Regions from separate parts of the Homo sapiens genome. Here region 2 is linked to region 1. Evidence: read pairs that join two places in POLR2A ChIA-PET (ENCODE). Cell type or tissue: A673. All regions are shown on one strand. Links, peaks and the distances in the headings refer to the core of each region. The heading gives the core; the rest is flanking DNA.

Region 1 (7,374 bases), core at 3,280-5,779:
ACATTCTTTACTGAGAGCTATACTCTGTTTACATACATAAACTTTTAAGGCTGTACAAGAGTTCTGAAATCAGTTTCCTTTTGCTCTTCACTCACTGATTATTGAAAACTTTGAACAGGTGTAGCCAAGGAAATATTTCTGTTCCAGCCAGCACTTCCTTCTATATGTGACACTGTTCTCATTTATCCAAGTCAAGTTCAGTCAGACTTATTCCATTAGATTTTAGAGGTTTTTTTTTTTTTAAGTACTTACAGACTAGTTATTAGGCACTCTATCTTGAACAACTGGTTTCCATGGAAGGCTTTGCTTCCTTTCAATGTTCTTGCTTATTGTTAGTTGGGCCTGTATAATCTCCAGCTGTCTGTATCTCTAAGCTGAGTATTTTAAGTGTTTCTTCTTTGGGGATCAATGTCCTTCTACACACTGAAGCATTACTTTGCGAGGAGGGAGGATTAAATCCCTTTTGACAGGAAGAGTGACTTTCTGTTTGAATAAAAGCTGGAAGCACATTTACCCATTTCTGTAGGACCATGATTACATCTATGTAGTACCAATAAAGGTCTCTCCTATAATGCACCCCCAACCCTCCCACATAGTAGTAGGAGTAGTAATAATTGTATTAGCAAGAAACATTTCCATGGTCCTTCCTATGCACCAGGTACCGTTCAAATGCTTTATTTTTATTAATTGATTTAATATTGAAATAATTCTCTAAATTAGATACTATTATACTCATTTACAGAAGAGGAAATGGAAGCACAGAGAGATTAAACCCAAGGTCATTGATAAAAACATAGGCAGTCTAGTCTAGACTCTAGACTCTGTTTTTTTATTTGTTTGTTTTTCTCTCACTCTGTTGCCCAGGCTGGAGTGCAGTGATATGAGCATAAATCACTGCAGCCTTACACTTTTGGGTTTAAGCAATCCTCCTGACTCAGCCTCCTAAGTAGCTGGAATTATAGGCATGAGCCACCACGCCCGGTTATTTTATAAATTTTTTTGTAGAGATGGGGTCTCACTGTGTTGCCTAGGCTAGTCTTGAGCTCCAGGCCTCAAGTAATCCTCCCAGCTGGGTCTCCCAAAATGCTGGGATTACAGGTGTGAGCCTCCCTCCCCTGCTGAGACTCTGGTTCTTTAACTGCTTTTCTTTATAGTGAGAAACTAAACCAGAGGAATTGCTTTTTAATCACTTTATTACCAAACATCATGCTTTCTCCAAAGAGAAAGAATTAATTGGATGGATGGATGGATGAGAGGGAACTTATTCGGGGAAATGGCTCATGAGATTATTGAAGCTGAGAAGTCTCATGATAGGTCATCTGCCTGGTGGACACCCAGGGATGCTGGTATGCGGTGATGGCTCAGTCCAAGTCTGAAAGTCTCAGAACCAGGGAAGCCCCTGGTGAGGTTCTCAGTCTGAGGGAGAAAGCCTGAGAACCTGAAGAGCTGCTGGTGCAATTCTGGGAGTCCAATGACTGGAGGACCTAGAGATCTGATATCTGAGGTCAAGAGAAGGAGTGTCCCAGCTCTGAGACACACACACACACACACACACACACACACACACACACAGAGAGAGAGAGAGAGAGAGAGCCAGAGCTAATTTTTTTTCTCTGCTCTTTTGTTCTATCTATCCGAGTCCCCAGCCCGCTGGATGGTGCATGCCCACAATGAGCAAAGATCTTCCTCACTCAGTCCACCAATTCATTTGCCAGTCACCTCTGGAAACACCCTTATAGACACACCTAGAAATAGTGCTTTACCAGCTATCTAGTATCCCTTAATACAATCAAGTTGACACCTAAAATTAACCACCACACAGATTTTTGCAGACAATGAACTCAGGACCGAGACATATTATAACAGGATAATAACCAGCTTGCAAAACCTCTGGGAACTTTGGGGAGATTGTATTTAGAGAGCACAGATTTGAAACCAGACGTACAAGGATTTAAATGTCAGATGTCATTAACTGGGCAAAACTGTGAGCATGTTTCTTAACCTCTCTAATCTGGTTTCTCATATAGAAAAGAACCTATTTCTTAGGGTATTATGAGATGGAGTACAAAGAAAGAATAGCAACTGAATGAAAAAGTTAGTAGCAAATTTGAACTCCTATGCTGTCCTTTTTAATGTGTGTTTATTTAATCAATACATACATTAATTTACATTAATACATATATTAATTTACATTACATTCTGTGCTATTTTAGGTGCCCTCTCTCTCTATATATATGTATATATATATGTGTATACATTCAACTCACTGAAGCCTCATATAGCAACTCTGTGAAAAATTATCATTATCATCAAGTCTATTCTATAGATGAAGAAGCTGAGGCCGAGAACAGAGTGATTAAATATCCTCCCCAGGGTAACACAGAGTTGGGATTAGCAGAGCTGGGATTCAAATCCAGGCACATGGTACCAGTCTGTGTTTTTAATTGCTAGGCCATTTTGCTTAACACTAGCTAAACCATGGAATGAGAGGGCTAATTGGTATTTTAGCATCCATGTATTTGCATAAAAAGGGAGAATGAGACTGCTATCTCAATTGTTTAAGAGACATTTTAGGTCACACAGTGAGTGGTAGAGCTGGAAGTAGAAGTGTTCTTTTAAACGTCCACAGCTTTTTCTTTCATAGTCACAGTGATTATAACTTTGGAACCTAACACGAAGGACTACTGATCAAGTAGGAATTTGGGGCTTTTCCAGAAAGTTCAGAACCTATATCACATTGCAAATGATGTACTCATTCCATTATCACATCACTGTGCAATGATGGATAAGCTAAGCTCACGTTGCATTATACTCTTAGGTAGAGAGAGAGAGGCAGTGGATAAAACTGAAATGGGATTTTCTGCTTGGTTTGTTAATGAAATATCTGAGAGCACTTTCCACAACAACAAAATGCTCCTGTTCTGGTAATGTAGACAAATTCAAGCTGAGTGATTAAATTCCACCTAATTAAAAATTCTTTCTCTAATTTCAGATTCTCTTTGTTTACAAGACTCTTTACCTGCTGTCCAAAATTGTTGTTTACTATGTTTTCCTGCTGCTCAGTTTTTTATTGCATTTCTCCCTGGAGGTAGCTGTATACTGGCAATGGTTAAAATAATTCTATATGTAAAGTTTGCATGGAATATGTAAATATTTGTACTTTAACTCTGGAACAAATCTAAATTGAAATGTATAAATATATTGTTTTCAGAACTCCTTTCAGATGTCTCACCTATTCAAAACTCCTTTTGAATATGAACTGAAGATTGGACACACAGTTGTAATTATTTATTAATCTTACATTTAATATTCCCCATGCTGCCATAAAATGTCTGAGGAGACATGCTGCTGAGAATAAACTTGCTCAGCATTGCAGTACAATGCAGACAATTTTCCACAGGGAAAGAAAAAAAAAAAGAAACGTATCTTTTCACCTATTGCAGAGCAAAACACTAACGATTTTGCCCATTTGAGCTGAGAAGTAATTAGTGGTATGGGATAGAAGCCAAGCATATCAAGAAAATGTGTTTTACTTATGTACTGATATGCCCATTTTGGATTTAGCTGTAATTTCTGTACATTTTGTAAATTTCCTTTACTTCTGTCACAACCTTAATATTAATAACTTGCTTCCCTGAATACAGTGATTTAAAAATAATGACCATATTTTATTTAGATGCAAATTGTAACTATATAAATTTTTAAACACCTAAGCTAGTTTGTTGTATATTTTATTATTAATTTTTTTGTATGGCAGCTTAGTATGACTTTTCTTTCTTCTACAGTCACTTAGCTCAAAGCAGTATGGAAGCTCATATCAGCCTCAGAATATCAGCCTGCTAACAGTCAGTGGAGATAACTTAATGGATTAATTCCTTGTTTCAAAAATTCAGCCATATTGCAGGGCTCTAAGTGGCTTCAAGGTCATCTGATTTTCTTTCTGATGTGATACAGAAGCATTCAAATGATGGCCTAATTTGATCTTTCAAACCTCCAAGATATTAATGTATAGGCTTCTTAGGCAATTTTTTCTGAAGTTAACTGCTTTGAAAATGGAATAAATACATAATTCACTGCACAATTTCATCCTTTGTTTCAGGCAGGTTGGCAAGTTATCTAATGGTTACTTCTGGGTTTATGTGTAATATGTCACATGGTATAGGTCATTGAGCAATCACAGAATCTGAGAAGTGGGAGTGTTAGAGATGAACTATTTTGTGTACTTGAAATGCAATCAGCCAGCCTGGAGGAAATGGGACAGGGGCACAATGGAAAGAAGTGGCCATGATCTTATCAATCAGCCTTGCTTATAGTTGTTGCCATTATATAATTGTATGTTCTTGGCTCCGTCTGCTGCTAATGGTGAGTCATTCTTGCAAAAAAAAAAAAAGTAATAGGTTTATACTTATAAAATACATTGCGCAAATTTTATGAGGGATGTTCCAAAAAATATAAGTGGTGTTCCAAGAAACATGTTCTGAAAGCAAAATAAGTCATTAAATCGGCAATTTTGACATGTGATTCTACTTAGTGCTGTTATCTTGCCAGGATATACAAATACTGTATTATTTGACTATTACTCAATAATGTTCACTCTCATTTTTTAGTGTTTGAATTTTCAGTGTAGGCCATGTTTTAAAATATACTTTACCAGAGGAAATGCAAAGAAGAAAAGATGTGAATGTTGTTCTGAAATACTACAAGTGAAATCAGTAATTGATTTATAATATAAATGAGCAAAACCAAAATTGACTTTAAAGGCAAAACTAAAATAAGAGCAGGGAGACAAGACATTTTCATCACTATAAAAGGAAATGAGCTTATATAAAATAACACATACCCTAATGCCCAACTTGAGGATGCTTTTGGAACCATTCTTAAAAATTTGATTAAGGTAAATGCAGAATGAGAGAAAGTGTTCTATGTCTTGAATGTATTTCAATTTTTAAATGATTTTTATTTATTTTTTAATGTTACCTTAATTTAAGGGTTTCTGTTTTCAAAAGTCTATGTAGCAGAGACCATTTTAATATGTTTATGTATATATAACAAATTTATGTATACATAGCAAATTTGAAATATATAATCTTATAAATTTATATTTATTTGAAATATATAATCTTATAATGATGTATTGCATTACAGTAATAAGGAAAACCATGCATTCATTATTATTGTCTTCTTAAAAGGTAAAAATCTATGAAAATTTTAGTATAACCATATCACAGAAGAATAATTTGCTGTTCATTATTATGGCCACTCATTATTTATTAAAATAATGTAAATGATATATTATGAAAAATGCAGAATAATTTATAACTTCAGGAATTTGTAAAAATTACCATGATTTCTGATTTTTAGTTCTCGAATCCCAAAGATTAGTATCAATTAGAAATTTGGAAACATTATTAGAGAGTATTCTGTTCTTTCTATAATGGATTTTCATTCACCAAATAGTTTCAATTTATACATTTTTACTGGTTTTAGTTTTGGTAACTTTTATTTGGCACTAGAAACTTTTGGCATCAATGATTTAAATATATACATACATGCATACACACACATAAGAGACTTTATCCACTTTTAAACATACATACATACGTACAATTTCCATAGTATAAGCTCATGTAGATTTATGCCAATATTGTGAAATTTCAAATTGAAAAATTAGTTAAATTCCAATAATGGTTTGATTTCTTTTGAATCCAATTCGTGGAATTTAAGTAAATCTTTTGGAAGTTCATTCTGTTGAAAGCAAAACATCTCCATTATTTTGAACATCTTTGTGAATTCATTTATAAAGGTGAACATTGAAGATATATTTGCTTTCATGGTGATATGACTGCATATTTTGTGTAGTCAATGTATAGCAAAACATTGTTTCTTCATAAATTAATAAACTTATAAAGCAGATATATACAGGAAACTTGTTATAGTACATGTATAATTTATAATCCAAATAAGCTACAGTATTTTGTAAGCTATAATGATCTAAATTTACAAGTATCCTATACATACTCAGAGAAATTCGACTATAAAATTTTTGTGAAAGAGCTGGTATTGGATGCACATACACAAATTTATCATTACAGCAATATATATTTTCTCTTCTTGCAGCCCATCAACAATTCAATTTTAGAAATGTTTGAGCTGACAAAGAATGATTTTGTAAATTATGGCATTTTACAATTATATTGATTTTTTAATAACCAAGTTCTTTAATACATAGTTTCATGTTATTAAAATAATTGAAAGTATTTAATCATAGAATATCAATGGAATTTTAACTTTTGAAGCTTTTGGAAGACTTGCAATTATTGAAGACAAAGCATACAAGCAGGTAGACACTGAAATTGTTCTTGCAAAATATAGAACTGAAAAAATTAAAGCATATGAATGTAAATGTTCTACATAATTTAATTTTAAAATCCTATAATTGCATTTTAGAAAGTCTTATTTGATGGGAAAAATGCTTTACTGTAGTTTTTGGTTTTACTTGTATACATTTATTTTCAGTATCATAAAAAGAAATTGAAAGGATTATTGATTTTGGAGAAACATTCAAAAGAATAATAAAAATAATCAATTTATTGACAATTTTACTTGTAAATATATTTGTTCAACACTGATACTTTGAATGGTGGTAAAACATGTTACCTGTGAAAATATTTGGACTGAAATAATTTTGTATTAAATATAAAAAAGCAAAAATTAAGATTATTCTACATATAGCAAATTGTTCTGAACATACCATTCATAGATAACATTCATTGTTTTTACTGGATATATTTGCTTAGAGATTCTTTGTAATTTACTTGTTGAATTTCTTATATTTTTGTCCCGCTAGATCACTGCCTCCTGTTTGACACTAGATGGCTCCTTAAGCCAAGTTTGCCTCAGTTTTAGTAAAGGATCAGCGTGAGACCCATCTGGAAAGACAGAGGTTCCAAAGGGACTCTCCTGGCAGTGGGTTCCTGCCCAGGGGACCTGTAGAACATACATTTCATGAGTAGTGCTGCTGAACAGCCACTCTTTTTTGGCATCTCCTTTGACTGAGTTATACAGCAGGATTTCCAGGAGTGGGGACCATAGTCCTGTTTCCTCTCTTTTGTCTTTAGCTTTCCTCAGAAATATGTCTTCCTTCAGGCACTCACATTGCTTCGTGTGGATTGAGGCATGGACAGAACTTCTGACAAAGAACCTGACAGTGAAAAAGCCAGTTGTCCACCTCAATCTCACTTTTTCTAGTGTAGAAACTGAGTTAGGGGAAATTTTTCACATGCTTGGTGCCAGGAAGATTGCGGGGAGGGGCATCTAAGACATGCAAAGCCTATTCTCCTACCACTGGCTCAGAGTTTTTTTTTTTTTTTTTTT
Region 2 (7,374 bases), core at 2,353-4,852, 77 kb after region 1:
ACTTTGCATAAGTAACGAGAAGCCAAATGTTAATCGCCAAGATGGTGGATGTGAGACATGGAGTCAGAGGAGATTATTTTGGAACTTTAAGGTTTAATGACTGCCTTGTTGGATTTTGGACTTGCATGGGGCCTGTAGCCCCTTTGTTTTGGCCAGTTTCTCCCTTTTGGAGTGAAAGCCTTTACCCAATGCCTGTAGCCCCATTGTATTTAGGAAGTAACTAACTTGCTTTTGATTTTACAGGCTCGTATGTGGAAAGAACTTGCCTTGTTTCAGATGAGACTTTGGGGTTAATGCTGGAATGAATTAAGACTTTGGGGGACTGTTGGGAAGGCATGATTGGTTTTGAAATATGAAAGAGTCATGAGATTTGGCAGGGGCCAGGGGCAGAATGATATGGTTAGATTTTGTGTCCCCACCCAACTCGAATCTTGAATTGTAATCCCCATAATCCCCACCTGTCAAAGAAGAGACCAGGTGGAGGTAATTTAATCATGGGGGTGGTTTTCCCCATTCTATTCTTGTGGTAGTGAGTTCTCGGGAGACCTGATGGTTTTATGAGGGTCTCTTCCCAACTTCAGTTGGCACTTCTTCCTGCCGCCTGGTGAAGAAGGCGCCTTGCTTACCCTTCACCTTCTGCCATGATTGTAAGTTTTCTGAGGCCTCCTCAGCAATATTGAACTGTGAGCCAATTAAACCTCTTTCCTTTATGAATTACCCAGTCTTGGGCAGTTCTTTATAGTAGTATGAAAATGGACTAATACAACTTCTAATTAATTATCAAATAAAACCCACACTTCTTAGCTTGGAACATCCAGGTTATCTCCTTGTTGTCCCTTAAAAATTGTTTGTAGAGTTTAGTACCTTTGACCCCACTGTTTCTCTTCCTGAAATATAGCCCCCATCCCACCACCACTGTGTACAAGTACACACTATCCCATACCTGAGATTCCACCCAAATGTTAAGGCCAGCCAAAAAGTTGCCTCCTGCGAAAGATTCCCCAATTACTCATCTAAAAATATTTCAGCCTTCATGTGACATTCAGTGTCTACCCCACGTAATACAGTATACTATATTAATTCTGACTTTTAATCACATACATATATGATTTTTCGGAAGCTCTTGTGTGTATGTATGTGTATTATAGCTTCCCAATTAGATTTTAAGTTACTTCAGGGTAATTCTAATGTCTTCTACTTTATTTCTAAGTGCCTAAAATTACAGTAAGTGCCCAAACATTTTTTGTTGACTTTAGCAATAGAAGAATGACAGGCAAAGAACAGAGGCTGGGGAAGGGCTATGATTATAATGGTGTACTTTTTTTATTATTGTTATGATTAATAGCAATACAAATATTTGTAACAAATGCATATTTCTTTATACTGTTCCAAATGATTTTCTAATTAATCATTTCATTAGATGTCATGGAGGACTAGCTTAACACTAATAATAAGAGAACTGAAACAATCTATTCTTCAAATTTATGGAAATAAAATTAAACCCAATATATTTTGCTACCTAAGTCAGAAATAATAATTTTATTTATTTGTAGTGTCATACTTGAAGAGGTGAAAATTTGAAATGCACATAGTAGGAGCTTCTAAAATAAGTTTGGAAGCTAATGAACATGTAGCATGTGTACAGAAAGTTTGCATTGGAGTTCATGCTGATTTCAACATTCAAAACTAATCCTTAATTTTCAAACAGCCTTTAAATTTGAGCATTCTAATAGAAAAGGGTTTGGAAATAAATTATAAATAAATCAGATCCTAAATTTAAACATAGAGAGAATAAGTGAGAGACAGAGAGAGAGAGAGAGAGAGAGAGAGAGGAAGATAGAGAGAGAGAGGAAAACTCCCCCTGGCTTTTAGACCAGTGTCATAAAATTAAATAGCTCTAATAAAAATGTTTTAAGACTACATGCAAACGAGTTCTTTTTGCTCAAATCAAACCAGTTCAAGAAAATTTAGCCCTTTTAAAGTTGACCTCATTAATTTCATGATCTTTGGATTGCACATAGCATCCCAACTGTGCAGATTAGTTTGGACCTTTGAAACCCACCAGCATCATATATCTCTGAAGATTAAAAAAAATACAACATAGAACTCTGAACTTGTGTGATTAAAATGCAGGAATTTGTTCAAATAGCTCTTGCATGCGAGCTATAAATAATCATTTGAAAATATTCAAAAATAAAATAGGTATAATATAGAACAGTAACTAAGGGCTTCTTTTTTAGACATGGCTGCTCCTAAAGACTGGACATGGGGAATACTTCCTGTAAGTTTGCTGGGATAAATGTGTACATCTTTTTTCCGATGACCTTGACACTAACACAGACTAACAACCATTTTAAAACCATGATTACCAGCCTAGACAACATGATAAAACCCTGTCTCTACAAAAAATAGAAAAATTAGACAGGTGCATGGTGGTGGGTGCCTATAGTCCCTGCTACTCAAAAGGCTGAGCGGGGAGGAACACTTGAACCTGGAAGATCGAGGCTGCAGCAAGTTGTGATCCTACCACTGCACTCTAGCCTGGGCAGGGCAACAAAGACAGACCCTGTCTAAAAACGACAACAACAACAACAACAACCACCAAACAAAAGCAAACAAACCCAAGATTAGTTAATATCAGTAATCTCTCCTCATTTCTTATAAGCAAAAATGGTCATTTCTGCTGTTTTATTTTGGGAAGGCAGTGATAGCTAGATATTTACTGTCACCCACTGAGTTATACCAATTTGATTGATGCTACACCTTCTGTCCCTTTATTCATGAGAGTTCATTCCAACTACATGAGAAGTTTTCTATCTTTAAACTCATATTAGATTTTACATTTTTTCTCTAATATGCAGTTTTAATAACTAGATGAAAGGATAGTTTTAATTGAACTATTTTGTGTGTAGCTCATCAGAAAGACTGACTCTACAGCAGGTGGATTTACAATCTCTAGTACCAGACTACTTGGGCAGATCAAACTTTAAAACATCTTTTGCCTTTCATTTCAGAAATGGATTTGGATATTTTTTCCCCACCGTACGTTGGATGTAAAACTAGAAACCAACAAGAAATGTAAACAACATTCATGATTTGAGGTTTGAAATATTTGGGGGAGGTTCTCTGATTTATTTTGCTGGAAAAGTAATGTCACTCTACTGAGCACTACATCTCTTATAGTCATAAGAAGCACAATTTGTCTTCCTGGACTTATTCCTTTCTGATGGTTTCTGTGCTCCATGAACGATTACAGAAACGAGCAAATAGGTTTGGTATGTATAGAATAATGATGTAAGGGTTCAACTTCTAAGCTATGGCTTTGGATGCTGTGAATATTAAAGTCTGATGAATCTTTGCTAACAACTGTATTGCCAGAGCTCTGACTTCCTCTCTCAGAAATGCATCTTTTGATGAGAATTTCCTGTTTCATATGGAAGTCTTGATTTCGGAGCTATAGGGATTTTTTTTTTTCCTAAGATAGAAAATCATCAAACTGTGTTTACTGGTGTGTATGATGATAAACTAGTACTGTGGTCCCATGAAGAATAAATCCAATTTGTCTTTCAAGTATAGGGAACTATTTCACTTATTTTATTTCTTAACTCCTAGCTAAACAGGTAACTGGAAACACTTCTCATTGATTAAAAGAAAGAAAGAACCTCAGGCACAGACTTAGCATCTTGCTAAGATGTCCTCATACATGAGGAGGTGTTTAATACTTTCTCTCAAGCAAGCTAAAAGTTGTATTTTTTTCATGATTCAACAAAATGCCATATTGTCCTCTAGGTATAAAACTGATACTACATGTCATAAAATTTGCAAAACACGAATTAAACACCAAAGGAGTTCAGATACTTATATTTTTATTTTTTAAAAAGCCAGTCATTTGTGATAAGGATATGATAGTGTAGAGATTGAAAACAAAGGTCACTGAGATAAGTCAGGCTTATGGATCTTGTTAGGCCCTTTGGCTCTTGACCCGGAGAATTCTCTAATATTTTATAAATGTCTTTTCAGCCTTTTATACATAAATCCGGATTTACAGCTTTTCTTGAAAAAACAATTGGAGTATTTGGCAATACTTGGCCCACATTTCTGCATGGAAACAGGAGGTTGGAGCCGAGTGGGCCCCCTGCTCCATGTCTCTCTTGGCCTCCCCTTTCCCTAACATAGTCTTAAGTCCAGGATTCTTCACTTGTTTCCTTACCTGGTAGGCTCCTGTTGGCACCTATGTATGTGGCCCTTATGTTAAAGTGTTTCCTTATTTGGGATTTTTCTTTTAATGTGTGTGCTATTTATAATAGTTCTCTAAAAACCTTAAAATGATGGCAGGTGATTGAGATGTTTTCTACCATCATTTGTGAATAGACCGCACCCTACATATGGTATATGAAATGTCAAAGTCAGAAAGAGTCTTTCCAGGGTAGACTGGAGTATCATGCAGTGGAGTGACGTCAAAAGTGGGGATGATGTCTAGAGTCAGCAGGTAAGGCAAATGTTTGGGTAAACTTACCCTTGAAATGCTCTTAGGAAGTATTGCAAAACTGATATGCATCTCTCAGTAAGTCCAGGACAGCCAGTTTTTCCCTCCAGCTTTGGAACAGATAGATTATTTTTCCCTTTTTCAGTGGAGCACTAGATAATGTAACTGCATTGAATTTAGGTATGATATTATTATGTGCAATACATATCTCTAAAGACTAGAATACTCATAACTGCAGTGAGATGATCACTAAGAGAGGTGTGTGGGAGGTGAACTCAACAGAGGAAAAGACAGCGTCCCATTTTTCCACGCCGTGCTCACTCTTGGGCATATGCTCAGTGAGTGGACTGACAAGTGAAACAGTCATTCTGTTAAATTTTCTCTCTCTCTCCCTTTCCATTTCTGAGTGCATGTACTTGGATCTGAGGACATTTGAGTTTATGACTATGGTGGAAATACACTGATTCACACTATAAGATCCCCAGGCAAACATATACTTTGGTCACTTACTAAGTCGTTAGAACTAGGAAAAAACAAAGTAAAGACTGGGGGTTTGATTTCTGGTAAGAATTATTCACAGATAGAAAAATGATTAAACTAGTTAAGATATTTGTTGAGCCTCCCTGTGTGTGAGATACTCTGATAGCTATTTAGAATGAAAAGAGATATATTGGGACCATTTTTATCAGTGTTTTAAAGGCTCATACATTTTACAATCTTTAAGAAAAATTGAGAATCTGACAGAGAATTGCCAACTGTTTTATTTTGGCCACCGAGTGCATTTAAAAGAGAAAATATATTTAAACATAAAAGAGGAAGAAGGAGATAATCTCATAATAAAATATGTTTCTTTAAATTTAAAAGTAGCTTTACAAAAATCACTTCTGCCTCCTACCTTTTGGCTGTGAGAAACGTCTTCAAGAAACCAAAAACTTAAATGTGAAAATATGGCACATGCGTTTGAAAAGTTAATCAACTCGACAAGACAAGGGAAGGTTAAAAGTCAAATGCGCAGTAGAGAAGAGGCTTTTAGGAGCCAAAAGGAGAGTGAGTGAGCACTGGAGGTTGATGAAGGGTTTAGGTTTTCAATCATGATAACAGGTGCTCCCTAAATGCCTGCTGACTGACTGAATGCATCTATTAATGTATTGGGATGGCCTAATCTGGGAAGGCTTCAGAGAAACTGTACAATTTGGGCTGGACTTGGGGAATTCATGAATGATTTGGACAGGAGACCAGGGCAAGGAGGAAATTCCAGTTTCTGGCAAGGATGAAACCACGGGTGCAAAAATGTTCAAAGAAAGGTGCCTAAAGAGGGGTCATGTCTCTCTTCTCTTCAACTCTTTCTTTGTCCTAAAATGGCAGTGATCTAATGAATAAAGTGAATAAAAATTTAGCAATTATTTATTACATGTTGAGATATACTACAATTATGGACACGGAATCTTCAGGTAAAAGAATCTGTAGATAAACAAACACACTTATGATCTCAAATGTTTCACAATTATGGCTTTGCATCATGGCTATATTCATGTAGATAACTGTATACATAGGAGTAGGGAAATTATATCAATTGGTGTTGTTGTGCTTTTTGGCGATCCTCAGGCAATGTCACCAGCTAAGGATATGTGTATGGGGAGGGGTGTTGGTGGTAAGGAGAAAAATATATGGTAGCATAAGAGAAAAAAGAATCCCAGAACTGAATTATGGGTAGTTATACATCTATATAGAGCATCTTCAAAATAAATTTTAGTCTTACTGCTTTATGAAACAGATCAGAGGATTTGAGAGAACTTTCACTACAATTTAAGTTTCTTAAGAAACTTAAGAAGGCAATTGTTTTTAAATATCCCTGATCTACTTTTAAAATTCTGAATTGAAATACAGAGGAGAAAAAAAAATGTTCTGAAATTGTTCAGTTAACCACAGCCAGGTCTGACAGAAATAGCAAAGCCACACCCAGAGAGTTCAGAGCCTGCTAGTAAGTGATTGAAATTTTCATGTTAGCTATCACCCCTCTTCTGATTGGTGGTATTGTCAGTGACAAGACAAGCAGACTATGGTATTTAGATGACTTTATGACTAATTGTCTCCTTATGAATTTTGCTCACTTCTTTTTATTATATCTTTACACCCCACCCTTGTCTAAGGGGTCTATGCAATAGCTTGGTTTTTCCAATCCAATCTTGAAGCCCCTCTAATTCTTTTTTTGCTTAGCAGCCAAAGCAATTTTTTAAAAAACATATAAACTGGATCATGTCTCATCCCTATTTCATGTCCTTCAAAGGGTTTTCGAGATTCTTAGGATAAAGCTCAGCCCAATTATCCCTACTCTGAGTGACTCAAGTCCTACTTCTACTTTGTTTCCTAGCCTACCACTCTCTTTCTACTCAGGATTTATTGAAGTGTGGTACTTGATTGACCATATCATAATTATGTTGTCATTTTAGATCTACTGTCTAAGAATTTTTATATGTAGACAATTAAGCAAAATTCCTAGGCAATTCTGATATAAACTAGAATTAGAAAACCACTTCACAATTCCCTATTGACATGGCCTTTTCTCTGTTCTTCAAATATGTCAAATTTTTTCCTATTTTGGAATCTTTAAATGTGCACCCTTTGTCTGCAATGTGGACTTTTTTCCTCTTGTTCCCAGATTAATTTCTAATTATGATTAAGCTTGCAATTTATGTTACTCTCTCAGGAATGTTTTCCCTTAGGCTCCCAGAATAAATTATATCTTCTTATGGCTTCTCCTTGCTTCCTGTAAATTTCTTTCATGTTATTTGGAATGTCGACAATTAAATAGTTATTTATGTATTTATACGTTGTATTTCCTCTACTAAACAATATGCTCCCTGAAGGCTACAATTTTATCTCTTTTC

The links. Peaks named below come from ENCODE experiments on the same cell type or tissue, not always from the same donor. Only the 100,000 strongest peaks of a DNase experiment are listed, where the experiment ranks them.
Region 2: POLR2A ChIA-PET joins it to region 1 with 5 read pairs; 2 of 35 experiments call an interaction of 5 or more read pairs at or near these places.

The regions. Positions count from the first base shown.
Region 1 is chr1:106,975,665-106,983,038 of GRCh38, reverse strand. No RefSeq gene overlaps it. Among named protein-coding and RNA genes, the nearest start is that of PRMT6, 77 kb to the left of the region's middle. In A673, for the core only: no CTCF peak of the experiment used is centred there; a DNase peak (open chromatin) is centred at 4,328.
Region 2 is chr1:106,897,273-106,904,646 of GRCh38, reverse strand. No RefSeq gene overlaps it. Among named protein-coding and RNA genes, the nearest start is that of LINC01661, 83 kb to the right of the region's middle. In A673, for the core only: no CTCF peak of the experiment used is centred there; no DNase peak of the experiment used is centred there.